Linked DNA regions of Homo sapiens: region 2 is linked to region 1. A link is an interaction called in ENCODE POLR2A ChIA-PET data of the cell type or tissue named here. Cell type or tissue: HepG2. All regions are shown on one strand.

What was found. ChIA-PET counts read pairs that join two places held together with the same protein. Peaks named below come from ENCODE experiments on the same cell type or tissue, not always from the same donor. Only the 100,000 strongest peaks of a DNase experiment are listed, where the experiment ranks them.
Region 2: POLR2A ChIA-PET joins it to region 1 with 14 read pairs; 7 of 35 experiments call an interaction of 5 or more read pairs at or near these places.

Annotation. Positions count from the first base shown.
Region 1 is chr16:70,721,329-70,729,328 of GRCh38, forward strand. The region is part of intron 14 of VAC14 (VAC14 component of PIKFYVE complex); the gene reads right to left. Among named protein-coding and RNA genes, the nearest start is that of VAC14-AS1, 30 kb to the right of the region's middle. RefSeq lists an enhancer at 5,038-5,332. In HepG2, no CTCF peak of the experiment used is centred here; DNase peaks (open chromatin) are centred at 3,133, 3,553 and 4,203; H3K4me3 peaks cover 1,785 bases.
Region 2 is chr16:70,653,888-70,661,887 of GRCh38, forward strand. It overlaps IL34 (interleukin 34), which reads left to right. Exons shown (of 6, transcript NM_001393494.1): 2 at 651-784; 3 at 2,715-2,792; 4 at 3,073-3,234; 5 at 5,731-5,866; 6 at 6,110-6,795. The coding sequence ends at 6,300. MTSS2 (MTSS I-BAR domain containing 2) reads right to left here. Exons shown (of 15, transcript NM_138383.3): 15 at 7,317-8,000. Among named protein-coding and RNA genes, the nearest start is that of IL34, 11 kb to the left of the region's middle. In HepG2, CTCF peaks have their summits at 12 (motif pointing left) and 3,083; DNase peaks (open chromatin) are centred at 24 and 3,054; H3K4me3 peaks cover 1,346 bases; H3K27me3 peaks cover 239 bases.

The sequences.
Region 1 (8,000 bases):
GGATGGGAGGAAGGGAAGAGGAGAAACAGGAAGCCGAGGAAGAGGAGGAGAAAGAAGAGGAAGAGGAGGAGGTGGGGAAGGAAAAAGGAGGATGAGGACGAGAAAGACGAGGGGGAGGAAGGAAGAGGAAGCAGAGGAGGAGAAGAGAAGGAAGAGGAGGACAAGGATGGCGTCACATCAGGAGAGGTCTCTGTGGGGATTTTCCTCAGGCTAAATAACCCTGGGTAGGATGGCGACCCCATGGGAGGGCCCGGCTTCTCTCTAATGAGGCTGAGCCCCTGGCTGCCAGGTCTGAGGTCCTGTCCTGGTGTGTGGAGATCAGGAGACGTGGCTCTCGTCTCAGCTCTGTCCCCGTCTGCTGCATGGGACAGCCATTGTGCCTCTCTGGGCTGCAGAACACGAACCCTCCAGGCCCCTCCAGCTGCGGATTGCGGGCTGGCGGATCTGGCGCTGCTCTGCAGACAGGGTTAGGTGAATCCCATGGTGCCAGTCCTGGATAGCACGTGTCCTCTGGGCCTGTGTGATGGTGCTCATGGCAGGCGTGTCCCCCCACATCAGTCTCACCATCAGGCCATCACTCTCTCTTTCCCCACAGCACAGGAGCACAGGACCCCAGGCCCGGTGGAGGGCACCTCAGCTCTGGGGTCTTTGGATGGCTATGCAGTACCCTGCAGATCACCTCCCAATGCCACAGTTGAGAACCTAGGACTGGGGACGAGGGCAGATGCTCAGGTGCCACAGGTGCCTTTAAAAGATGGAACAATGACGAGGACAACGGCAAATGACCCAAGGCCCCCACTCTCCTGGGACTCACTGCATCTGAGCCCTGAACTACAGAAAACTCCCTCATCCACTCAGATCCCAAGAGCCGCTTTGGTGGCCATCCCCGCCTGGGCTATGAAGTGGACTTGGCCCATCCAGGACTCTTCCCCGGGCACTGCATGCTCCCTTGCAGGGTGGCGAGTGCCATCTGAGGCGGAATTCTGTGCCATGGGTCCCCCAGGCCAGGCCCCTCCGAGGGCCACATCACCCCTGCTCAGAGACAGGAGCTCTCTCCTTCCCCATGGAAGAGGTGCCTGGTCTGGGCGGCCTTTCACAAACCGCATGCAGCAGAAACCCTTTTGGGTGTGTTTCTGTGACGGGGCCAGGGTTGTGGGGGTTCTGTGATCTTCGTGACTCTGCTAAATCGCAGGCGGAGAGAGAAGGGAGAAGCGCACGGGGCTGTCCAAGGGCAACCCAGGGAAACACGCTGAAAGGACACCGGGACAAGAGAAAGAGCTTCCTGAGAAACGCATTCTACAACGATGGACAAGACACACTCGGTGTTTAAATACGCTGAAGACAAAGGGCACCCACATTTGTCTGTCCTGGCTCAGATGCAGGCAGGGCCCAAGGAGGCAGAGGATGGAAAATGGCTTCTAGGGGCCAGTTCCAAACCTACCACTGTATATGCATTTTTTAATGATACTGACTGACTGCGGTAGCTCATGCCTGTAATCCTAGCACTTTGAGAGGCCAAGACAGGAGGACGGTTTGAGCCCAGGAGTTCAAGACCAGCCTGGGCAACATAGTGAGACCCCATCTCTACAACAAAATAAAAAATGTAGCCAGGTGAGGTGGCTCATGACTGTAATCTCAGCTCTTTGGGAGGCTGGGGTGGGTGGATCACCTGAGGTCAGGAGTTTGAGACCAACCTGGCCAACATGGTGAAACCCCATCTCTACTAAAAATACAAAAATTAGCCAGGCATTACACAGGTGGTACACGCCTGTAATTCCAGCTACTCGGGAGGCTGAGGCATGAGAACTGCTTGAACCCGGGGGGTGGAGGTTGCAGTGAGCTGAGATTGCACCACAGCACTTGATTCTGGGTGACTGAGTGAGACCCTGTCTCAAAAGAAAAAAAAAAAGATTTACCAAGTGCAAGAAAAATGCATAACTGACTTCCTCTTACTCCAAAATAAAAAATAATAGGCATGGTGGTGTGTGCCTATAGTCCCAGCTACTTGAGAGGCTGAGGCAGGAGGTCACAGCGAGGTGAGCCGTGATTGTGCCACTGCACTCCACATAGCCCAGTGACTGGCTATGAAGCCCAGTCACCCTTCATAGCCTGGGTGACTGAGTGAGACCCTGTCTCAAAAAATAAATAAATGATACCACATTATGGTACACATTAGCTACTTGTTAATTAATGAAGCTGCTGGAGTGACCAATGTCAAATCTTTCCAAGTTTCCTGGCATCCTTAGGTGAAGTCTAAATAGTGAGATCCAGAGAATACTGCAGGTCCCATCTAGAAACAACTTCTCAAGCTTCAGAAAGAAATCCATTATCAAGTTCTCAGCCCCTGAAAACTGTTCCTGACCATCACCCTACCAGCCCTGCTGGTTGCCTGAGCTATGGGGCTGGGGGAGGTGATGCTTCTCAGGTGTGCAGACAACAAAGAACGTGCTTTTAGTGAAAGACTGGCAAGGGGCCAGCGTGAACCTGATGAGGGGTCTGACCACGTGTGCCATGTGGTGGCCACCGAGGAGGGGAGCTTTCCCACCAATCTGCTGCCAGGTCCTCCCCTCCATCACAGGGGCTCCTGGAAGTGGGGGTGACCGCTGATTCAGTGGGAGCATGGCTGCTTGGGCTGTGGGGACAGGGGTCACCCTGAAGGACACATGGCCACCTCTTGCCAAGTTCACCTGTGACCTCTAGTCTCCTCCCACCAGCCCTGCTCAAAGCCCAGTGGACCCCGCAAACACCAAGATGCCACCCCTTTGAGGCTCTTGGGCCCCCTAGGCACACTGTGCAGGGCTCCCTCTGGCCAGCATTTCCTCTACTCCCCTCATACCCCAGGTCAGACCTAATTCATCCCAGCCTGGTCTAGCAAGGCCTGCCACATGTGGTATCCATTTTGCAGGAGAAAAGCCATCCCTTGTTACAGGGAGTGCCAGTGTGTATGACACTGTGGGGACTGCTTGGAGGAGGCAGAGCAAGGCCAGGACCACCCCCCACTCCATCTCCAGCCACTTCTGGGTCAACAGGGAACAACCTCCGATGGTTCTGTGAGGTGCAAGGACGCTGGTCATTTTGCCATGGACTAGGGAACAATGGAATGCAGGCTGGGCCAGGCTCTCTGGGCTCCCTGAACTTTGCACCTCACAAGGTCATCTTTTCACCTGGGAAGGCAGCACTCTTTTTCTCCCAACAGTCTTTTCTGTGTGTCAGACTGGGCCTCTTGGGCCTCCTGGGTCCCCCTGCCATTCCCATTGCGAAGGGGTCTCTAATTAGGAGATGAGAAGCCGGGAGCCGGTTGTGTAAAGCGGCTCCTGCTGCACACACTCCTCTGCGTCCCTTGCATGGCGACAAAAACACTTCAGCCCTGGCCCCTGGGCGGGGAACGGCTGTGGAAAGCTCCAGAAGATTCACACAAGGAGCTGGACAGACAACTCAAGCCAGCAAGAAGAGAAGCTTCTGCTGAGAGGGAAGCAGGAAGCTCTGTGGAAGAATTCCTCCTGCCTGTTCAATGTCCTGTCTCCCTCCCCTCAGCTGGGGGCCCAATCGATACGGCTACGGACTTATGAAAGATCAAAACCCATCTGCATTCTGGGTAGGTGGATCGGGGCCTCTTCTAGCAAACAGACTTAGGTTGGTGCACATTTGCCACAGCAATTTATTTTTATCCTGAACAAATGAACGCAATCCATTAAAAGGGTGAGAGGAAGAGTGGGGCCGCCTAGAAGCTCTAGCTTGTGAGCTGGGGCCAGAGGCAAACAGGGATCTGGTCTGGCCACTTCACTCTAATTCGCCATCCATTAGCACCAGCACAATGGGCTTCTGGGGGCCCGGCCAATGCCTCCAGGCAGGTGAGGGGGCACCGCACAAAGACTCACAGAGTGAGGAGGGGGTCCCGATGCCAAATGGACTCGAGATTCGGCAGCTGCAGGGGATGACAGAGCCTGATGTGGGAGCTGGGCTTGGGAGGGGCGCCAGTGGTGCAGACGGCCGGTGGCCTTGGACACCTTGGTGATTTGGCCCCAGCCAAGGGCCCTGTCCACAGGGCAGAATGCACGAGGCCAGCAAAGTGGAATTTCCCAATTACGGCATGAAAGAGAGTTTCTTCTCAGGCCCTTCCCCCAGGCCCCACAATTAAAAACAAGTCCAGTTTCTAGCGGCTGCCCGGCCCCCCACCCCCTCAGTGACCAATCAGCTCCCCACTCCACCTATTCCCCCTCTTCCCAACACAAGGGCTCTTATGCAAACCCAGGACACTGGGGAGGGGCAGTAGCAGAGGCACATATTAGGGACTGAGCATTTGCTCAGCTGGACAGGCTGCCACGCCTGTCTGTAGCAGAGGTGAGAGGAGGCCCAGAATGAACCGGAAGCCTTGCTGCTGGGCTTCTCTGGGTCAGGATCTCGTGAAAGAAGTCCCATGACTGCTTCCTCCTTTCCCTTGTGGGCCCCATCCTCTCCAAATGCCCGCCTCATCTTAGGAGTGCCCTGTTCTCCTGGGAGGTGGCTCGGACCTCATCTACCATTAACTGGGCCGGTTCGGATCAGGCCCTGGCATTCACCGCATACAGTGGCTCATTACAGATGCAAGCATTCTCCACCAGTCCTCTCTGCAAGGCGGCAGGGAGGAAGAGGAGGGGAAAAATGCACAGTCGCTGAAGCCAAAGCGCGGCTGGCCGGAGGGCCGTGTTGGCAGGCAGAGCGACTGTCTTCAGACTTGCTCGCTTCCCAGCACAGAAGCAGGCCTTGTAAAGATCACAGCTGTCGGGTCACGCTGGAGTTCATATCACAGTTTATCAAAGAGGCTGGGTTTTCTCCCTCCTCTCCTTTCTACTGAGGATAAGTGGATGGTTCACGGGGAGACAAGGCCTGGGCTTGTTCTGCCTGCATTAGCATGGAGGGTGGGAAGAGGCCGGGGGAAGGCAACGCACACCAACACCTACTCCGGGCAGAGTTGTTTTAGCGGAGCCGGGCCGGGCCGCTGGTGGGTGCCCTGGGCACTGGGGCAACAGGGCCGGTGCACTGGAGCCAGCTCTCGGCACGGAAGGTGCCATGATTTCATCCCCTCAGGGGTGTGGTTCCCCCTCCACAGACCACCCTGGGAAGCACAAGCCCTGTGGGGAGGCTGAACAACAGCCCCGCTTTATCAGACACAGCCAGCACTGGGGCTGAGACATGCGCCATTTATATAACCCCACCACACTATGACACGGCAGGCACTATCATCGCTGCGTCACAGACAAAGCAGAAAGGCCTTGGAAACAGGTCACACAGTTAAAAATGGGAGGAATTGGGGTTTGAGCCCCAAATGAGTGCCTCGGGAGGCTCATCTGCCTTAGTCCTGCAAAGTCCCGTGGAGGGAGTGGGGGTACAGCACCCCACCGCACATGTCGCCATCTTCGCTCTATCTGTGAGCTTGGCCTCAACTCCCTGCTGCTAAGGAAAGGGCCTGGAGCCAGAGTAGCTGGCTAAAAAATGAAGGTTTTAAAGCCACTGGCTTCACCTTGACATGCATCTCAACCGTTATGTCCACCAGAAAAGGAGGCTGTGTGGACACCGACAGGAAGTCCAACCCACTCAAGCCTGGCTGGAGCTTGGGTACCCCGTTCTCACCCCCACTGACTCCGACATGGAGGTGCGGCCTGGGAAAGCTGCCTGGGGAAGAGGAAACGCTCCCAGGGTCTTTAGGGAAATCATGCATCTTCCTCAATGCCAAGAACCCCCACCAGATGTGTGTCTTCAAGAACTCCCGATGCCTCTGTCTTTCTATAGCAGCCGCTCCAGGTCCCAGAGCTAAACACACTCCTGCCAAAAGAACAGCTTTTCACTTGCTGGCCAGAAGAATCTCTTTCCTTTCTTTCTCAGTGTGCAATCTTGGAGGCTGAGAAGAACAATTTAGAGTTTGCCTAACAGCTAAAGAGGGGGTTAAGAAATCATTGTGCTCCTCATCAGGCCTGTGGCTTCATGCCAGCATCTGCGGAACCATCGCGATGCCTCTCTTTATTTATTTATTTATTTTTATTTATTTTTTTGAGACGAAGTCTTGCTCTGTCGCGCAGGCTGGAGTGCAGTGGTGTGATCTTGGCTCACTGCAACCTCCGCCTCCTGGGTTCAAGCGATCCTCCTGCCTCAGTCTACCGAGTAGCTGGGATTATAGGCATGTGCCACCATGCCTGGCTAATTTTTATATTTTTAGTAGAAACGGGGTTTCGCTATGTTGGCCAGGCTGGTCTTGAACTCCTGACCTCGTGATCCGCACACCTCGGCCTCCCAAAGTGCTGGGATTACAGGCATGAGCCACTGCACCCAGCCAACGATGCCCCTCTTTAAAGTCATCGCAGGAGAAAAGGAAGTGCAATGGAGAAGCAGGAGGGCAGGTGGATACCCCCCTCCACCTCAACAAAGCTCTTTGGAACGGCCTCAGCCCCCCACAGGAGCATGGGGAGGATGGAGGAAGCCACATGTTTGCAGGGCCTTTTCCATGTCAGATGCTGTGTGTGCCCCCAGACTGGGTGGCTGGGCCTGCAACCCTGGAGCTGGTTGACAATGGCTTGGTGTGCTGGCAGAGTGGGCAGCAGGTTCCCGAACCAGCTGGGCCAGGTGGCTGTCCGCCAGGATGCACATTGACAGGTGTGGGTGCTGCTTTTGGGGGACAGCAGTCTGGAGAAACCGGGTGAAGGACTAGGAGAGACCCAGTCCTCTGTGAAAGGCCCAGCCACAAGGTTCCTTCTGTCCCAGCCCACTGGGCTTCTAGTGGGGATGCCAATGGCTAAGAGACCTTCTGTGGCTGTGCGGGTGGGAGTGAGGCCTGGAGGCCAGCCTCAATTTCCACTGAGAACCCAGTGTGGCCCATGGCAGGTTTGAGCCCCAGAAGAGCAAGCGATCGCCATACTGAGCCCCTGGAGGGTGGGAAGGGAGGACCCACTGGCCCAGCTCCTGAGCACGCTGAGGAGCTGGGCCTCAGGTGGTCCTGGCACGCAGGATGTTCAGGGCCTCTCACGGCACCAGGCTCTGCACTCCCACACAGAAGGGACAAAGTGGCGGCTGCTGAATTAGCAGAGTGCAGGAGTTTGCAGCCCAGCTCCTGCCCAGCCCAGTGGGCACGTTACTTCCTCTTATTTTCCCTTCTGCAAAATGACGATTCCCGTGAGCCCAGGAAGCCCAGGAGATGCACTGCAAAGCAAGCAAAGCCTCCCTGGCCTGGAGTCTGCACCTGGGAACATGGCAGTGGGCTGGCCTCCAGCTTCACAGAGCCTCAGGCCCTGAGCGGGTGGGGAGGGCATGCAAGCATGCCCATGGGGCCTGCACTTCTGCTCCATGCAGCCTGGAGATGCTGGTTACTACCCCAAACTCCTTCTCGCCATGCGTCTTGGTCATGTGGGGCTGAGACAGGGTGGAAAACCCACCTCAGCCCAGTTCTCCAGAGGGGACTCTAGCTATAGATTCCTCCTCCAAAGGCCTCTCCTTCCACTGACTCCCTGAAAGTCGTCCAGGCAAGGAGAGCTCATCATGAGTACTGATGCCTCTGCAATTTGGAAAACCACATGATGTTAACTGTCACTCTTGTGGGAACATTCCGCTGCTTTCCTGGTGGGGGGGCCTCTTGCACCATAGCTAACCTCTACCTCAATTCCCTACCTGAAACTGGCCAACGTGATGGGAAGAAACACCATGGAAATCTTCCTCTTTTGGCCAATGAAGGTTAAGAATCCATTTCTGTCTCTCTGACACGGTGGTTCTCAACTGGGGTGATTCTCCTCCCTAGGGGACCTCTGGCAATGTTTAGAGACATTTCAGACGGTCCCAACTGGGTGAATGCAAGTGCTACTGGCATTCAGGGGGCAGAGGCCTGGGATGCTGCTGACATCCTACAGGGCGCAGGACAGCTGCCATCCCGAAGAGCTATCCGGCTCCAATGCCAACGGCGCTGAGTTCGAGAAGCCCTGCTCTAGAAGAGCCCAGAGAAGCAAGAGGGTGGTGACAGCCTCCCCACTATCACAGGG
Region 2 (8,000 bases), 67 kb before region 1:
TCACAGTGACCCCCAGTGGCAAAGGATGGTAATGTTTCAGCGGCTCGTTTGTTGCAGGAAGAGAGGCAGCCAAGTATGAGATCTGCTTAACGTCCTAGAATGACCAGACTGGAAGGCGCTACAGACCCGCTGGCATAGTTAGCTGGGAGGGACACTAAGATCAGATAGAGCAGGAAGGAAAGTGGTGTGGGGCGTGGGTGACTGAAGAGTCATTTTATCAAGTTGAAACCAGAATCCAGGATGATTCGATCTCCTGAATGCCGGGCTGGAAAACCCAGCAACGAGCTTTGAAAACATATCACCCGGACACCAGGGGCAGAGGCTGTTCTGGGCGGGAGGTTGTGCCTGCCCCACGGAGCGACAGAAGCGGGGAGACCAGACGTCGACCCTGAGGCGTGCCTCCTGGGGGGCTCCAGTGGCCGGCATGGGGTGGGTGTGGACTCTCTGCACTGCTAGTGCCTGCCTGACCTTGCTGTTCTGGAGCCAGACCCCAGGGAAAGCATTCCAGATCCCGTGCCCCCCACCACACCTTTCCCATTGGTGCTTGTCTCCTATGCAAATGGATGATGGTTGTGCTCGGCTTTGCGTGTTGTGGACGGCGTGGATGAGATGGAGGGTGCTCATGTGCTCTTGTCGGGTGTGGTCCACAGATCTTGGGATCTTCCTTGGCGTGGCCTTGGGGAATGAGCCTTTGGAGATGTGGCCCTTGACGCAGAATGAGGAGTGCACTGTCACGGGTTTTCTGCGGGACAAGCTGCAGTACAGGAGCCGACTTCAGTACATGGTAACCACGTGGGCACCAGCTGTGTCCCTGTCCCCGCGTCCCGGGGTTCACCTGGCATAGGCCTCTGGACATTCAGAGCCCTTCTTAGGACCTGTGTCAGCCCTGAGCCGACCATGGCCTGTTTCTCTGCCTTTCTCCGAAACCTACCCATGCACCTGGTCTGCACTTACTGACCCTCCTCCTGCCATCTCCTGGGGCCTCCACCCCTCCTCCTCGATCTCACTTTAATCCCACCTCCATGATGGCAGTCACCATATGACTCAGGAATGGACACCTGGAGCTCTTTGACAAACCCCAGGCACTTATTAGCCAGGGAGCTAAAGACCTAGAAATCGGAATATTTGGTTCTTTTTGCAGAGTGGAGATGTCTGTGTGGCTCTATGTATCTTTTTTTTTTTTTGAGACGGAGTCTTGGTCTGTCACCAGGCTGGAGTGCAGTGGCTCAATCTTGGCTCACTGCAACCTCCACCTCCCCGGTTCCAGTGATTCTCCTGCCTCAGCCTCCCGAGTAGCTGGGACTACAGGTGCGCGCCACCATGCCCAGCTAATTTTTGCAATTTTAGTAGAGACGGGGTTTCACCATGTTAGTCAGGATGGTCTCCATCTCTTGACCTCGTGATCCGCCTGCCTCAGCCTCCCAAAGTGCTGGGATTACAGGCGTGAGCCACTGCGCCCGGCCCTTTTTTTTTCTTTTTAATTTTTTAACTTTTCCTAAAAATCCTTTTCTTTTCTTTTGAGACAGGGTCTTGCTCTGTTGCCCAGGCTGGAGTGCAGTGGATAATTTCAGCTCACTGCAACCTCCACCTCCAAGGCTCAAATGATCCTCCCACCTCAGCCTCCCAAGTAGCTGGGACTACAGGCATGCACCACCATGCCCAGCTAATTAAAACTTTTTTTTTGAGTAGAGACAGGGGTTCACCATGTTGCCCAGGGTGGTCTTGAACTCCTGGGCTCAAGCAATATGCCCACCTTGGCCTCCCAAAGTGCTGGGATTATAGGTGTGAGCCACCATGCCTGACCAATGTATCTTTTTAAATTAATTAATTTAATTTTTAGAGACAGGGTGTCACTCTGTTGTCCAGGCTGAAGTGTAGTGGCGGGATCATAGCTCAGTGTAAACTTAAACTCCTGTGCTCAAGTGACTGTCTCTCCTCAGCCTCCCAAGGTGCTGGGATTACAGGCGTGAGCCACTGCACCTGGCTTGTGTCTTTTTTATTTTAACAGCTTTACTGAGATATAATTTACATATTTATATATAAAAGACATAATTTACTCATTTAAAGTGCACAACTCAAAGAGTTTTTAGTTCACAGAGTTGTGCAACCATCACCATCATAGGTTTTAGAACATTCTCACCCACAAAATAACATGTTTTTCTTGAAGTAACGTGTCCTCACTCTTGAGCCTGAAATTTCTGCCTTAACAGGAACTGTGTATTTTGTTTCACCCACCCTGAGTCCCAGAGGAAAGTGAAGTGTTTTTATCCCAGCTGGGAGCCAGGCACACCTCTCTGCACAGGACCACCTCTGCCGTCAAAGGTCTGGGCCCTGAGTTCTCTCCTCCTACATCAAAATTCATCTGGAGGCCGGGCATGGTGGCTCATACCTATAACCCCAGCACTTTGAGGGGCTTGAGCCCGGGATTCAAGACCAGCCTGGGCAACAAGAAGAAACCCCATCTCTACAAAAAATAAAAAAATCATCTGGGCGTGGTGGCACACACCTGTAGTCCCACCTACTTGGGAGGCTGAGGTGGAAGGATTGCTTGAGCCTGGGAGGTCAAGGCTTCCGTGAGCCATGATGCTGCCCCTGCACTCCATACTGGGTGACAGAGTGAGACTAACTGTTAAAAAAAACATCATTTGGGAGGTTGGGGAGCCTGCTGGTCATTTCTACTTCTGGCCTCATAGTTTGTTCTTGTGCCTCTCCAGAAACACTACTTCCCCATCAACTACAAGATCAGTGTGCCTTACGAGGGGGTGTTCAGAATCGCCAACGTCACCAGGCTGGTGAGAATCCCTTCCTGGGCTGGGGGGACCCTGCCTCCTGCGACATCCGGTGGGCCCCAGCCTCAGAGGCGCGCTGGGACTGGCAGGTGGTGCTGCTGGCCTGGGGCCTCTCCTCAGCCCCGAGAGCAGGCTGGCCCTTGGCCCAGGCACATGTTTGTCCACTGTCCACAGCGGACGGCCCGCGTCTGCTCCCTATGCAGGGGCAAGTCCCTGGTGAGGGAGTGGTCAGAGCCCAGAGGCCCATGTCTCCCGAGTTGCAGTGACTTCCCTGTTTCCGCAGCAGAGGGCCCAGGTGAGCGAGCGGGAGCTGCGGTATCTGTGGGTCTTGGTGAGCCTCAGTGCCACTGAGTCGGTGCAGGACGTGCTGCTCGAGGGCCACCCATCCTGGAAGTACCTGCAGGAGGTGGAGACGCTGCTGCTGAATGTCCAGCAGGGCCTCACGGTGAGTTGTGTGGAGGAGTGGCAGGTGGGGTGTGTGTGTGTGCACACGTGTGTACATGTGTGTGAGGTGTGGCCAAAGGCTAGTGAGGGAAAGGGTGAATACACGGAAAGATGGGCACAAGCAGAGGGACGTGGGAGAAGTGGGGGAGGGGTGCAGGAAAAGAGGCCTGTGGAAGGAAGAGGCAGCCGTGGTGGTCATGAGAGCCGGGCTCGGGGTGCAGGCGATGCCTCTGAGACTCTGTTCTAGGCTCTGCCTCTCTCCCTCTGGATCCTGGGCAAGTCATCGTACCCTCTTTGTTTCTGCAACACGAGGGTCCTGGAGGTGGGGTAGGGGGAGAGGGGAAGAATGGATGGAGCACAGGGAATGTTTAGGGCAGTAAAACATGCTGCAGGCCGGGCGCGGCGGCTCATGCCTGTAATCCCAGCACTTTGGGAGGCCGAGGTCAGGAGTTTGAGACCAGCCTGGCCAAATGGTGAAACCCCGTCTCTACTAAAAATACAAAAATAAGCCAGTCCTGGTGGTGGGCACCTGTTATCCCAGCTACTCAGGAGGCTGAGGCAGGAGAATCGCTTGAACCTGGGAGGCAGAGGTTGCAGTGAGCTGAGATTGCACCATTGCACTCCAGCTTGGGCAACAAGAACGAAAAACTCCATCTCAAAACAAAAAACAAAAAACTATGCTGTATAATGCATTCATGTTGTATACATGACATCATGCATTTGTCACAACCCACAGAACTGTACAACAGAGAGTGTGAGCCCTAATGTAAATTATGGACTTTAGTTAATTAAAAAAAGAGGTCCCCCATCCCTGACCCGCTCAGAGAAATTGATCTGAGGCCTCAGGGATATTATCCTCTAAAATGCCTGAGTTGTAGTAAAAAAGGAAGGTGGCGAGATGACCCATGCAGGCCGTGTGTGCGGTGGGACCTCTCCCCGTCTCCACCAGACCTCCTCAGGACTCTGGTGCACACCTGTCCCTGGGATCCACCTGCTGCCCTGCCCAGCCAGCTGCTGACAAGGCCCAGCTTGTCGGGAGAACATCCCAGGCCAACTGTGAGCTTCCGACGGTGAAAGGGCTTAGGGACTAGCACCTGTTTTGCAGCTGCCTGGAGCTTTCCTGGAACCAGACTGGTGGGGAGGCTGTCAATTCCTACAAAGTCAGGAGACTCCTTGATCTGCTTGGTGGCTCTTTTTCCTGTTTATTTCATTTTATTTCTTTTTTATTGTTTTAGAGATGGGGGTCTCGCTATGTTGCCCAGGCTGGTCTTGAACCCCTGGCCTCAAGTGATCTTTCTGCCTCAGCCTCCCAAAGTCCTGGGATTACAGGACTGGGATTACATCCTGCCTGGCCTCTGTGGTGGCTTTTTTTGTTTTTTTGAGGCGGAGTCTCACTGTGTCGCCCAGGTGCATTGCAGTGGGGCAATCTTGGCTCACTGCAACCTCCGTCTCCCAGGTTCAAGCAATTCTCCTGCCTCAGCCTCCCAAGTAGCTGGGATTATAGATGCCTGCCACCACACCTGTATTTTTAGTAGAGACGGGGTTCTGCCATGTTGGTTAGGCTGGTCTTGAACTCCTGGCCTCAAGTGATATGCCTCCCTCAGCCTCCCAAAGTGCTGGGATTACAGGTTGAACCACCATTCCTGGCCGTCTCAGTCTTTTCATGGCCTTCTGCCCTGTTTCCATGTCTGTCACCTTTCTCTTACAAGGACATCAGGCATTGGATTTAGGGCCTACCTGAAATCCAGGATGATGTCCTTCTAAGATCCTGAACTTAATTACCTCTGCAAAGAACCTATTTCCAAATAGGGTCACATTCACGGGTACCAAGGGGTAGGACCAAGACAGCTTTTTGGGGGAGGAGAGGGACAATTTGGCCCAGGACATGTTGCCTTGTTGTCACCCCCTTCCAGAAGATCACCCCCCACGTTTCCCATGATGCTTTCTACAGTGGCCCTGACCTCCTGTTCAGGGACTTGATTCCCTTGGTGCCACGGTGCACCCCACATGACCCTGTTGTTGCATATCGTGGAGAGAAAGCACCCCAGCTTGAAGCTGGACACCCTGCCCTGTGTATGTGACTTAAGCCTCAGTGTCTCTGTGAGGACCTTCTCTTGTTCCTTGGAGTTGATGGAGATGTCTGCTTCTTGAGGGACAGTTTTCCCCAGGTCAGGGGGTCCTCACGCAGTGGTGGGTGGCCGTGCCTGGGTGCAGTTTGCCCCACTTTCCTCACTGTCCTGGTCTACGCCCTTTACTCATTTTTCAAGGATGGAAAAGCGAAGCCTCTGAGTTGTACATGGGTGAGTGGTGGCATCTGGGACCCTCCCCATGCCCACAGGAAGAAGATGGTGAGAAATAGCTATCCAGGCTCATGGTCACAGGAAGTCTGGTCCTTCTTCCGGGGTTTGGGCAGCTCCAGGTGACTGGACAGCCCTCACGGCTCTCCTGGGGTGCGGCCCCATCTCGCCACCGCTCCTGACTGTTTCCTCCTTTCCAGGATGTGGAGGTCAGCCCCAAGGTGGAATCCGTGTTGTCCCTCTTGAATGCCCCAGGGCCAAACCTGAAGCTGGTGCGGCCCAAAGCCCTGCTGGACAACTGCTTCCGGGTCATGGAGCTGCTGTACTGCTCCTGCTGTAAGGAGCTCTCAGGGGATGGCGCCTGGGGGTGGGAGGCCAGGCATCTGGGCCCACCCAGGCCAGCTGGCAGAGCTGGCGTCCTCCCGGGCATATCCTCTGCTCCCCGGGGCTACAAGCCATTTCTGGAAGCCAGGATGGGCCCTGGGTAGAGTGGGGGACAAGCACATGCGGCTTGGCTTAGTGGGGAGGGTGGTCTTGAACACTGCTGCAGTCTTTTTTTTTTTCCCCTATCTCTTGCAGGTAAACAAAGCTCCGTCCTAAACTGGCAGGACTGTGAGGTGCCAAGTCCTCAGTCTTGCAGCCCAGAGCCCTCATTGCAGTATGCGGCCACCCAGCTGTACCCTCCGCCCCCGTGGTCCCCCAGCTCCCCGCCTCACTCCACGGGCTCGGTGAGGCCGGTCAGGGCACAGGGCGAGGGCCTCTTGCCCTGAGCACCCTGGATGGTGACTGCGGATAGGGGCAGCCAGACCAGCTCCCACAGGAGTTCAACTGGGTCTGAGACTTCAAGGGGTGGTGGTGGGAGCCCCCCTTGGGAGAGGACCCCTGGGAAGGGTGTTTTTCCTTTGAGGGGGATTCTGTGCCACAGCAGGGCTCAGCTTCCTGCCTTCCATAGCTGTCATGGCCTCACCTGGAGCGGAGGGGACCTGGGGACCTGAAGGTGGATGGGGACACAGCTCCTGGCTTCTCCTGGTGCTGCCCTCACTGTCCCCCCGCCTAAAGGGGGTACTGAGCCTCCTGTGGCCCGCAGCAGTGAGGGCACAGCTGTGGGTTGCAGGGGAGACAGCCAGCACGGCGTGGCCATTCTATGACCCCCCAGCCTGGCAGACTGGGGAGCTGGGGGCAGAGGGCGGTGCCAAGTGCCACATCTTGCCATAGTGGATGCTCTTCCAGTTTCTTTTTTCTATTAAACACCCCACTTCCTTTGGTTTGCTTTGCTTTGCATCTTCAGGGGTGAACCTGGCGGGGATGGGAGGTGGCCAAGTGCAGGAAGTGGAGGGGGGCAGGGCTGAGGATGCGGATTTGGAGTGGATGGAGCCTGCCCAAGGGATGTGGAATGAGAGGGATGCCAGGGATGGAGTTCCGGCCCAGCCCAGCCCAGCCCAGCCCAGCCCAGCCCAGCCCAGCCCAGCCCAGGGGCCTCTGCAAGCCTGGGTTGGGGGAGGCGGTGTTGGGCTGATACCTTGGCTTTGACCCTTGCCATCCTCCCTCCCTCCCTCCCTCTCTCCCTCCCTCCCTCTCTCCCTCCCTCCCTCCATCTGGCTGCCCCCAGGCAGCCCCTAGCAGGGACACATATGGGACATTTCAGAGACCCAGGTCTGGCCCTGGCACCTACATTGAGATCTGAGATCCTCTGGGAACCCCCAGCCTGTCCCCCTGCAGCTGGGATCTGGGGTGGGAAAGGTGAGGTGTGGGGATGGGGTAGGAAGCAGCCAGGCAGAGGCAGGGGTGTTAATTACAGTACACCTTTATTAATACTGGAATCTTCACAGTGCATCTGTTACTTGTAGCAGTGACTATATTTAAATCGGGGAGGATGGTGTGGAGGGGGCGGGGAGGAGAGGAGAATTTTTCCAAAATCTGACGGAAAGAAAAGAAACAAATGGTTCAGATGGGACGGAGGGTGGGGGAGGGGGGGAGGGTGAGTAGGAACCAGGAGGGCTGCCTGGGGTGGGGGAATAAATTAAAAAAAGGAACGAGTTAACAACAGCACCAGGAAAGTTACTTCAGTCAAAAGACGCTTTTGAAAAGAATATTTCTCCGTACAAAATGAGAAATTAAACGAACGTAAAGTCCCCCAAACCAAAGTTTGTGATGTGGGATGGTTGGCTCGGATCCCGAGGTGGGTGGGCCTATGAGGTGGTTGCTAAGTCGACGCAAGGGCGGCGGGGGTGGTCTCAGGGATGGACAAGGGGATGGAGTAGAGTATGTACAGCCCCCGGGGCTCACAGGGGAGGGGGACGGCGGAGTCGGTGGGGGCTGTGCCACACGAGCCCCCCTCTCTGGGTAGCCCCTGCCTCCTTTCCCATCAGGACCTCTGACGCCCAGGTCTGCCCACCCACTGCCCCTCACTCTATTCCCACCACATCCTGAATCCTGCTCCACCGCCCTGCCTCGGAAGACCCCTGCAGCC